Linked DNA regions of Homo sapiens: region 2 is linked to region 1. Evidence: chromatin loops called from intact Hi-C (ENCODE). Cell type or tissue: psoas muscle. All regions are shown on one strand. Each heading gives the region's core, and the rest is flanking DNA. Links, peaks and the distances in the headings are about the cores only.

Region 1 (5,382 bases), core at 99-5,098:
CTCTCTGTGCATATGTGGTTGTTCCTGCAACTCCTGTTATCAGTTCCGGGTCTGTCATCCCCATTGCTTTAAGGGGCTGCTGTCGGCCCCCATGCATGATTTCCGTGGAGCATCCTCAGGTACCCAGATGGGAGTCCTGGAACATGAGCCTGAGGGTCAGCCCCCTGCCTGTTTCCTGCTGTTGTCCCAGCTAGAAACTTGGAGACAATTAGAACCTGGATCTCAATTCTGCCTCAAAGCAAGGCAATAGCACAATCTATACACTGGTGCGTGACTCCTCCTCTCCCAGCCCAGTGTGATGAGGATAAAATGAGAAATAAATGAATGAGCATCACCTAAAAAAAAGAAAGAATTCTATGTTTTAATATCTGGCAGGGCTAGTCCTTTGTTATTTCTTCCAGAGTTTTTCTGGTGATTTTTACTTGTTTATATTTCCATATGAACATTATGATCAACTTGTACATTCAGGTCTTCTATAATTACTGGGTTGCTTTCTGAAGGCAGAGTGTGTGGAATCCCACAGGTGCAGAGAGCAGCCTCCTGGGTGTGAGTTAATTTGCATTTATACCTGACTTCCTTTACCGTTGGTCAATAACCTAGGCATAAAGCTAAGTTGAAAAGTACTGCCCTAGGTAGCCTTAAAATTAATGAAGAATGAACACAAAGTATTACAACACAAGGAAGAAACCCTAAGTTACTAGAGGGCAGGGACTGTTTAATAGTATGTGCCTAAACATATGTGCTGGAGCTAGATACATTGCCAAGGTCCAGTAAAATGCTGAATTATATTAAAAGAATGAATGTGATCAATGCTAGATTGGAATCCTATTTCAAGGGGGAACAGAAGAAGAAGATGTTCACTTGGAATTCAAAGCTTTTGACAAGGAGGTGGCATTTGCGATTGGCGTTGAAGAGTTATCGGATTCTAGTAGCTGTAAGAGGCTGTGTGGAGGAGAAAAAGCCAGACAGGGAATGCCATGTGTGAAGAGCAGAAGGCAAGGAGGCGTGTGATGGGTCTGTGGAACAGTGATGAGTCTTGGTGCTGGAACAAATGATGTTGGGGTAGAAAGGGGGTGCCATAGACACCACAGGAAATGAGACTGAAAACGAGGGCTGGACTCAGAAGATGGGAGAACATAAGACATTTGGGATTTTTACAGCTATGGGAATAATGAGTCTTTGAAATCTTGGGGCAGGAGGGAGATAAACATCGGTAACAGTTAATGTATATAGAAACAGTTAGGATTAGTTTATTTCAGTTGTAATAAGTGATTCTTCATTATTTCAGTTAAAAATATGTTAAAAACATCGCCAACTACTTGGGATCCTTAGAGCCTCATACTCCAAGTTAACCTGGTACATGTTCAAAGTAGAAAACCTCACCCTGGTGTTCTTTAAAATAAAGTTAAATTAGTAAATTTATATCTAGCTTGGATTCTTCATGCAGCACTTCTAGAGAATTGGAGTGTAATACTATTAGAATTTGTGAGCTGATCTAGGTGCAACTAACATAGTTTTGTTACTGTATTAATTCCAAATGCTATGTTTATGTTATCACGTGACAAAAAGTGGCAATCCTTTATAGGAATGTCATCTTTTATGCTTTAAAATTCTCAAAGCCTGCCTTCCCTGCTGCCCTCCCCACCAACCCTCACTACAACAAAGGGAATCAATTTTTTACTGTTGTGTAATTAGAGGAAAAAAAAGTTCTTAATTTCCTTCTCTCCCAAGAGGAAATATGGTGTTCCAAACCACAAGAGTTTATTGCATTTGACCCTCACATTTTCTGTTTATTAATCACAGAAGTATACATTTCACTAAAAACTATAAGCAAATTATTGCTTTACCTGTAATTGTTTCCCAGGGCAGCTGTGACTGGCTAAGCACAGCCTGGAGCTCTTGCAGAGTGATGTGTGCTCTCCATGAGGATGGGACAGGCAAGGAAGAGGGACCTGCTCGCTCACTGTGCTCCCGGGCCTTGGGCTTGGAATGGCAGACAGGGCAGGGTCAGAGAACAGCTGAAGAAAACAGAAAGATGAAACTTTACAACTAGAAAACAAAGAAAAGTTGCATGTTAATTTAAGCACTGGGAATTCAAATTGAAATGATCACAAAGAGTGTTATTATCTCAAATTCCACTTGTACATTTACCTTATATCCTGCAACCTTGCTATAATCACTCACTAGTCTCAGAAGTTTTTTCCTAATGTGTATACCTTTATTTTATTTTTTTGTCTAATTGCATTAGCTAGGACTTCCAGGATGATACGGAAAAGCAGTGGTGAGTGGGGACATCCTTGCCTTTTTCCTGAACTTAGTGGAAAAACTTCTTGTTTCTTGCCATTAACTATGATGTTAGTTGTAGGCTTTTTGTAGATATTATTTACCAAGTTGAGGAAGTTCCTCTCTATTCCTAGTATACTGAGGGTTTTTTTAAAATCATGAATGAGTATTGGATTTTGTCAAATACTTTCTCTGCATCTATAATACAATCATGAGATTTTTCTTCTTAGCCTGTTGATGTGATGGATTATATTAATTGACTTTTAAATGTTGACGTGGCCTTGCATACCTGGGATAAATCCCACTTGGCTGTGGGATATAATTCTTTTTAAACATTGTTGGGGTCAGAGGAATATTATTATTATTATGTTTAATAAGCATCATACCAATAGCTCAAGTGAACTATGTAACAGGTGGGAGTACTATTGAGTCCAACACATGGTAGAGCTGAGAACAAAATAATTGCAAGGAAGCTTGATTCTAAATCAGCATCCAAAAGCACATTTGTAAGAATGATAGAAATATTGAGAAGTCGTTTCTTTTGGAAAAGACTTCTGAAAAACTTTCAGTATCTGAACTAAAGTTACTTCAACTCTCCTAACAGGGCAGCCTCTCCTGGTCTCACTGCCAGGTGGCAACCGCATTCCTGATCTCAATGCTGCTGGGGAGGAGTGTTTGGTAGCCAGGGTGCCCATGGTCTGCAATACTAGAGCCAACCCCAGGTGGCCATCGGGTATAACATAGGCGGCAAGCCATGCCAGCACCACTGGGCTCTGTGGTCCAAGGAGAGTTCCTTCTGTGTTCCTTGTAGACTTGCAATGTGAGGAAGCCCCTGCTGCGTCCAAGTCAGACTCACATGGGACCGGGGAGGGTGCATCATAAAATTTTTAAAAGAGAGATAAACCACTCAATTTTCCCTGCAATGTCATTAAAATATGAACTGAGATAACAGCAAAGATGAATTGGAAACAAATTGTTCCATAGTAATCTAATTTTTAATAATCTCATGTTTTTGCATTTGTGCCAGAAGGAAATAATCTCCTTGATTCTCAGAATCACTGTGCTTAGTGTTTCCTTTTCCTCCCTTCCTCCCTCCCTCCTTCTTTTTCTTTGATAAGATCATGTTTTCCAGAGTAGACATTATTTAAATTGACATCTATTTTGTTACAATGATGTTTTCATCTTTCAGTTCCACAGCAGGATAAAATAATAAAGGGGGTACTTTGAAGCAACCACCTTTCTCCTTTGAAGTGTTATGTACCAACAATTTAAATCAAGGTCATTTTTCCCTTTGATATTTATCAAGATGAACTTTGACCCACCTACATTGATATTCCATATCAGCTTTCTTTTCCAACCATTGACACTCCTGTTAGATTAGAAAGGAAAATTTTCCATTTTATCTCAATCACCTGATTTATCACCAGCTGATATCTTCACATCTTTTCAAAGTGGAGAAAACTCCTGTTGCTCATTTTGGCAGCAGCTAGAGCTCTGGTCTTGATCTCTGTTCTCTCCATGGGCCCAGTTCTGAATCCAGCAATCATGGGCTGTTTGGGAATCTTTGGAATTATTATCCAACTCTTCCTTGTGTTGAAGATGTCCTTACATCTCTAGTTGTATATCAGTGTTCCTAACACCATGACTTTTTATTTCTTTTTTCTCACAGCAAATGAAAGCTCTTGTTACCAAGGACAGATATTTACAAAAAATATTTGGTCATTAAGTCCAGTCTCTCTCCCTCATTGCAAGCCTCCATTGCAGTGGAAAAAAAAAAAAAAGAAAAGAAAAAAAGAAAGAAAACAAAAAGAAACAGAACAATTGTTTATTTGGTTCTGGGTTGATGCAAGGTACTCTCTGGAGCACATCCTCCTGCAAAGTCACCCAGAAAAGAGAGTGCACTCAGGGATAAGAATGAGGGCTGAGTGGCCCCAACCACAACATTCACCTGATCCAATCATACAATACAATAAAGGACTCAGTAGCCACTCTGCCTTTTCTTCTAATTTGGGCAAAATTCTAATATATTTGGCATTTAGTCTTCCCAAGAATAATAGATGAGAAATAGAAAAATTATCCGAGAGAGTTAGAGGGAAGTATTCTGCCTACTGCAGAAATTGACGACTTGGTTGGGTGCAGTGGCTCGCACCTGTCATACCAGCGTTTTGGGAGGCTGAGACAGGAGGGTACCTTGAGGAAAAACATTTGAGACCAGCCTGGGACAACATAGTAAGACCTCGCCTCTACAAAAATATAAAAATAAAAGAGCACTAACTGCAGACAGGCTGCCATCCACGGAGGAGTCTGAAAGACCAGGAAGAGCCATCAGGAAGGGTCCATCGGCATTGAGCCAGAGGCCTTCATGAAGGAAGAGACTGTCCTTCACGCTCCACTGGCTCCTGAGGACACCCTAGAAGTGGCCTCCAACCTCAATACCTGGGGAAACCTGCCAAAACCAGCCCGAAGCATGGGAACCTTGGGGTGCACGCAATTGTGTAGGTGGTAATTTTAATAGCTAGCATCCACTTAGCACATTCCATGTGCTATGTTCTTTCTTGTGCTGCATTTTACCATTTAATCATCCAGTCAAACCCAGAAGGTAGGGACCACCCTACTTTCCTTTCTACAGCTTGGAGATTGAGCTAGATTCCCCCAAGGGCACACAGTAAGTAAGTAATGGAGGTGGATCAGACCTGGGCCTCTTTGCTACTGAACAGCCTTGTGTGACAGTGGTCAGAGTCCTGCCATTGCATCACCATGCACCCTGGCTGAAGTCCCAGGTCCATCTTAACCCTCTTGGATCAGCATCTCTGAAAGTGGGGCCTGGCCTCTGTGTTCACCATAGGTACTCTGAGTACTGAGAACCTCATGCAGGCCATGGTCTCTGCTTCCCCAGGGAAGGCATGGGGTTTCCATCCATTGAATGCAAGAGGGTGTCTAAGCCCTCAGTGAACACACAAGCCCCAGCTCTGAAGAGACAAGGTGGGTAGAGGCAGTGGGTGCAGAGACAATGATGGCCACAGTGGGCAGGACCCATGCAGCTCTGTCCTCTCCTCCAGGAGTCCCACTGAAATGACAGAAAAGAGACTTTCAAAAGAA
Region 2 (5,382 bases), core at 240-5,239, 65 kb before region 1:
CAAATAGGTTGAAAGTAAAAGGATGAAAAAAGTTACACTGTGCAAAAAGTAACCAAAAGAGCTGAATTGGCTATGTTAGTATTAGAACAAAAAATAGACTTTAAAACAAAAAAATGATAGTACAAATCAAGAAAGACATTTTATGATGAAAAAAAGGTCAATCCATCAGAAGGCCATAACAATTATAAGCAAAAATGAAGCTAACTGTAAGTTCCCAAAACAAATGAAGCAGAAAATGACAGAACTGAAGGATGAAATAGACAATTTAACAATAACAGAGAATCCAGTGCCCCACTTTCAACAATAAATAGAACTAGCAGAAATTAACAAGGAAATAGAAGACTTGAAAAATATTATAAATGAACTAGACCTGACAGACAACTGTAGAATACTCTGCCCAGCAACAGTAGAATAAACTTTCTTCTTAAGTGCACGTGGCGTGTCCTGTAGTACAGACCATAAGCTAAGCCATAGAACAAAACTCAGTAAGTTTAAAGGATCGATACCATACTAAGTAGGCTCTTGGAATGAACTTAGAAATGAAATCAATAACTGAAGCAAATTTGAGAAAGACATACATACGTGGACATTAAACAATCCACTCTTAAATAACCAATGGATCACAGGGGAAATCACACGGAAATTAGGAAATACTTTGAGATGAACGCAAACAAAAATCCAACACACCAAAACATACGGGATGCAGCTAAAGCAGGGCTTAGAGGGAAATTTAACATCCCGTATTTGTTATCATTTGTATTGCTTTATCCAGTCATAAGCATTTCCATGTAACCAGAAAGTATCTTAAAATATAATTTAATAAATACACAGTATTCCAGTAAGTGAACCATGATATCTAATTATTATATGGATTTGGCAGCACTCATGCTGTGTTTTACATGTGCTGTTGTAAAAACTGACTATCCTCGGGCACTGTGATCTTTGACTGCATCAAAGATTATCTTCCCAGGATAGATTTATAGAAATGGAATTGTTCACTCAAAAAGGTAGGCATTTCTATGGCTGGTGATTCCTGGCAACCTTATTAATAAAGCTTTGCTCCACATCATGCATAACGCTGGAACATGTGCGAGAAAGGAGGGGGTAACAGACACACAACTCCAGTCTGTTTGCAAGAACCAACGTGGAGTAAGGAGGCGGAAAGTCGATGCAAATTTTATTTCCTTCTTTCCCATTTTTCTGGTAATAACACAAGTGTATTAAAATAATGTGGTGAAAAGTGCCTCTTTACAGACAAATTTTCATAAAGCCTGGTCACATCTGTCTGGGAGAAAGGGGGAAGGTTCGTTCAAACCTCTCCATGGCTGGCTGGTGATGTCACCTGTGATGATGTCACCTCACAGCACCCAGATCAGTGACTTTCAGAGCTTTGCATCCATTTCCCCTGAACTTAGGCTAAGGAGGCAAGATCAGTTCCATTTTAAGGATGAATTAAAATGGGATACCCAGGAAAAATGTCTTAAATATGTGAATAAATGAGTATTGAGTGTTGATGTTATTTGTTCTTTCAAAAAAATTTTTTTTTCTTGAGCAGGAACCAAGCATGCCGCCACACAGAAAACAAAGCTCTTGCTCCCAAGAGTTAACATTCTAATGCGGAGGAGGGTGGGTAGAGAAACATCTAAATGCCCAAATCCATACGTGGGTCAGACTGTAGTAAGATAAACAGAGTAGGGACAGAGATGAGGCATTTAGGGAGGATCTCCCTGGGAGTGTGACACTGGGAAAGGTGCCTGAACTAGGCAGGAGCCAGGAGAGAGCTGGGGGAAGGGGCAGCAGCCCAGGGCTCTAAGGCACGGCTCGCTCTGGAGTCCCAAGAGGCCAAGGCGTAGTGGGATGGGAGGCGGAGAGTGAGGGTACGGGGGAGGGACACAGTGGGCCACCAGGTACAGGACCCTGTGGGTCAAGCAAAGACTTTGGATCTCACTCCCAGGGAAGGGAAGACAGTGAGGCTTCCAAGAAGAGGAGGGCCCCAGTCTGCTTTCTATTGTAAGGAATCACTTTGGCCATTGGGTGGAGGATGCTCAGGTGTGTGCTAGGGGCCGGGGTGGAGGCAGGAGGTGGTTAGGGTAAGCTAGGAGGCCTCGGTCACCATCTGGAGGGAGATGGAGGTGGTTCAGGCGGGGAGAAGTGCGGTGGGCAGCCAGGTCCAAGGCCTCAGCCAGCAGGAGCTGTGAATGGAGCCACGGAGAGGAGGAGGCCTGGTGATGTGCCGCTGCCAGCACAGGCACCTGGGGGTAAATGCAGGAGAGGGGGTGCAGCCATGCAGCGCTGGCCTTCCTGGGTCATCCCCACCTTCCCCTCATTCAGAATGGCCTCAGAGGCCAGGCTCCACTCTCCTAAGGGGTGCTCTGCAGAGCCACCTTGGGAAGTCACTGAAAGGGGTGGAAGTGTCCCTCTATTGTGCCCTGAAACTAGCGGCCAGCCTGTCCAAAACCACACAGTTCTGCTAGAGGGAGTGGCAAAGGTTAAAATTCCCACCACACTGCCCCTTTGCAACAGCATTTCTCAAGTGAGAAACTGACTTGGGCTTCTTTACACCTTCCTTCCTTTCCAAAGAAAACCACGCCACAAGTTCAAGAATTTGGAGATTCCTGAACAGGCTCTCAGGAGGAGACCCAGACCCTTTCTCTCCGGGGGGGTCCTGTGTCCCTGCACTGGCCACATGATCTCTTAACAGCCCAGTTCGCCACGGCCCCCTTCCGTCTTCCCTCACTGTGGCTCTGGGATCTTCAGTCCCAAACTCAGAGGTGACAACTTATTTCTGTCCCCCTGCATTGTCCCATGAGGTCATGACATTTTAAGATGGTCTATATTAAACCTGTTTCAAAAGAAACAAGTGGCTTTAGTAAACGTGCCACCTGATGAGGCTTTCAGCACTTACCTGCTCCTGGGAATCACTGTTTCAAACCTAAGGACTTCATTTCCTCAGACTTTGAAAGGAAGCCAGGAAAATGATTCACTGAACTATGTTCTCAGAGTGGGACGGCAATACTTCCCAGGCTTCAGAGCTTTGGCTGTGCCGGGCCTCCCTTCATCTGGCTGCTTCGCTACATGATTCAAAGCCAAAATTATATTTGGGGCAAATGATGAGTCTGCAATGAAATGCAAACAAAAGTCCCAGCCACTCACCCCACCTTCCCCACCATGCCCTGCCCGCTCCTCAGCAGACAGGCTGGACCCCGTGCATACCCAGCACCCTCCACAGTGTCTGGATGTCTAGGACCGCTGCCCATACCCTCTCCCACCTCATTCCAAAGCTGTGTGTGGCTCGGGGGCCTCGGGGGCTCCACCCCGTATGAGATTCTCTCCCCGCTGCAATTACACATTGTTGGGCAAGTCCTGGAACTGTAATGGGCTCTGTGTGTTTGTGCTACCTCAGAAAAATGCTGGACTCACCCATGTGGACAGTTAATCTCCTTGACAACATTTTCCTGGAGAATGCTGCGAGCAGGGAATTCCTAATAGGGGATGGAACTGCATTTAGTCATTCTCTAAAAATACATGTTCAGTGTGTCGAGATGTGAAAATGGCTTTTTGTGGAGTGTAAATGACTGCCACTGACTTAGCAATATCCTCATAATTCTTGGCAATCAATGACAGTCTTCACAGATTCAGCTAAATACCATATGGATCGATATTTTGTGTTTCCTGAGTTTCTATCTGTCCACAAACTCTGAGCTCACACGATGTGCAAAGCATGGTACCAAGGGGAACCTGCACCTATAGAGGCTCCTATGGGCAACACCTCACTGCCTGACCCAGGTGAGGGGATCTAGAAGATAGCATTGTCATATATTTCCAAAGAGCCACACAACCTTCTGAACCTCCTGCTGTTAATAACTCATTATTCATGAGCAAAATGGAATGCTTAAAATAAACAAGCAAACAAAAACCCTCCAGTGCCAGTAGGACAGTGCCAGTACGTGACTTTGGCGATTACACTGTGTTGAATGAATAGTGTCCCCCAAAATTCATGTCCATCTGGAACCTCTGAATGTCACTTTATTTGGAAATACGATCCTTGCAGATATAGTTAGTTAAGATAAGGTTATACTGGAGTATGGCGGGCCCTAACCCAATGACTGGTATCCTTATAAGCAGAGAAAACAGAGACACAGAGACTCATGACAGAGAAGACAGCCATGTGAAGACAGAGACAGAAATCAGATCAACGTGGCTGCAAGACAGGGGACGTAAGGACTGGCGGCCACCACAGACGCAGGAAGAGGCAAAGAAGGATTTTTCTCTAGAGCTTTCCACAGGAGCACGGCCCTGCCCACACGCTGGTCTCAGCCTTGAAGCCTCAGAACTGTAAGAGAATACACTTCTGTTGGTTTAAGCCACCTGGTGTATGGTAATCTGTTATAGAAGCCTCAGGAAACTCATTCAGCAATGGGTGGAAAATCTGAGTGCTACTCTCCTAGCAGACACAAGGCCTCATTTCAGCAAAGGCAGCTGCCTGTGAGTGTGCCGGGCAAGGCAAAGTCATCACAAAGATCTGTCATGTTCTGGACCATTGTCGCAGTCTAAAATTGGCATCTTTATATTTAAGGTTGTCAATGACCAGATTCCATTTTTTGTCTTATGCTTACAGGTCCTATGTAAATTCGTTTCCTTTTTTTTTTTTCAAACACATTTCCTTTTTTGAATACACTCTGCTTTCGTGCGCTATATGTGAAGCAGAAAAATAAAACAAAAACAGGCAACATCTAGCCTTCTGCCCAAAGAAAGGAAATGAAAAGAGTATGTTACTGGATACTAAACTACAGCTGGAGAGGAGGGATAAGTTGTGGCATTCCGCAGCACTGCAGGGGGACTATAGTTAACAGTAATTTAGTGTGTATTTTCCAATAGCTAGAAGAGAGGATTTTGAATGCTCCCAATAAAAAGAAATAAGTATTTGAGGTGATAGACATGCTGATTATCACAATTTGATCATTACAAACCGTATACATAGGCAATATCACTCTGTGCTCCACAAATGTGTATAATTGTTATGTGTCAATTACATTTTTTTAATCTATTTTATTCTTTTTTTTTTTTTTTTTTTGAGACAGAGTCTCACTCTGTTGCCCAGGTTGGAGTGCAGTGGTGTGATCTCGGCTCACTGCAACCTCCGCCTCCTGGCTTCAAGTGATTCTTGTGCCTCAGCCTCCCAAGTAGCTGGGATTAGAGGCGGACATTACCACAAGTGGGTGATTTTTGCATTTTTAGTAAAGACGGGTTTTCACCATGTTGGCTGGGCTGGTTTCGAACTGCTGGCCTCAGGCAATCCACCCACCTTGACCTCCCAAAGTGCTGGGATTACAGGTGTGAGCCACTGCGCCGGGCCCATATTTTTTTATTTTTATCTTTAAT

What was found. A loop is a pair of places that touch in the nucleus more often than their neighbours do. Peaks named below come from ENCODE experiments on the same cell type or tissue, not always from the same donor. Only the 100,000 strongest peaks of a DNase experiment are listed, where the experiment ranks them.
Region 2: it touches region 1 in a loop (3-fold over the local background); 3 of 110 quality-filtered maps call a loop at or near these places.

Annotation. Positions count from the first base shown.
Region 1 is chr15:25,892,821-25,898,202 of GRCh38, forward strand. No RefSeq gene overlaps it. Among named protein-coding and RNA genes, the nearest start is that of LINC02346, 6.8 kb to the right of the region's middle. RefSeq lists an enhancer at 5,061-5,382. In psoas muscle, for the core only: no CTCF peak of the experiment used is centred there; no DNase peak of the experiment used is centred there.
Region 2 is chr15:25,827,927-25,833,308 of GRCh38, forward strand. All of the region lies in intron 1 of ATP10A (ATPase phospholipid transporting 10A (putative)), which reads right to left. It overlaps LOC107984770 (a long non-coding RNA gene), which reads right to left and starts at 5,047. Exons shown (of 2, transcript XR_001751446.1): 1 at 3,421-5,047; 2 at 1,161-3,116. In psoas muscle, for the core only: no CTCF peak of the experiment used is centred there; a DNase peak (open chromatin) is centred at 3,115; H3K27ac peaks cover 867 bases.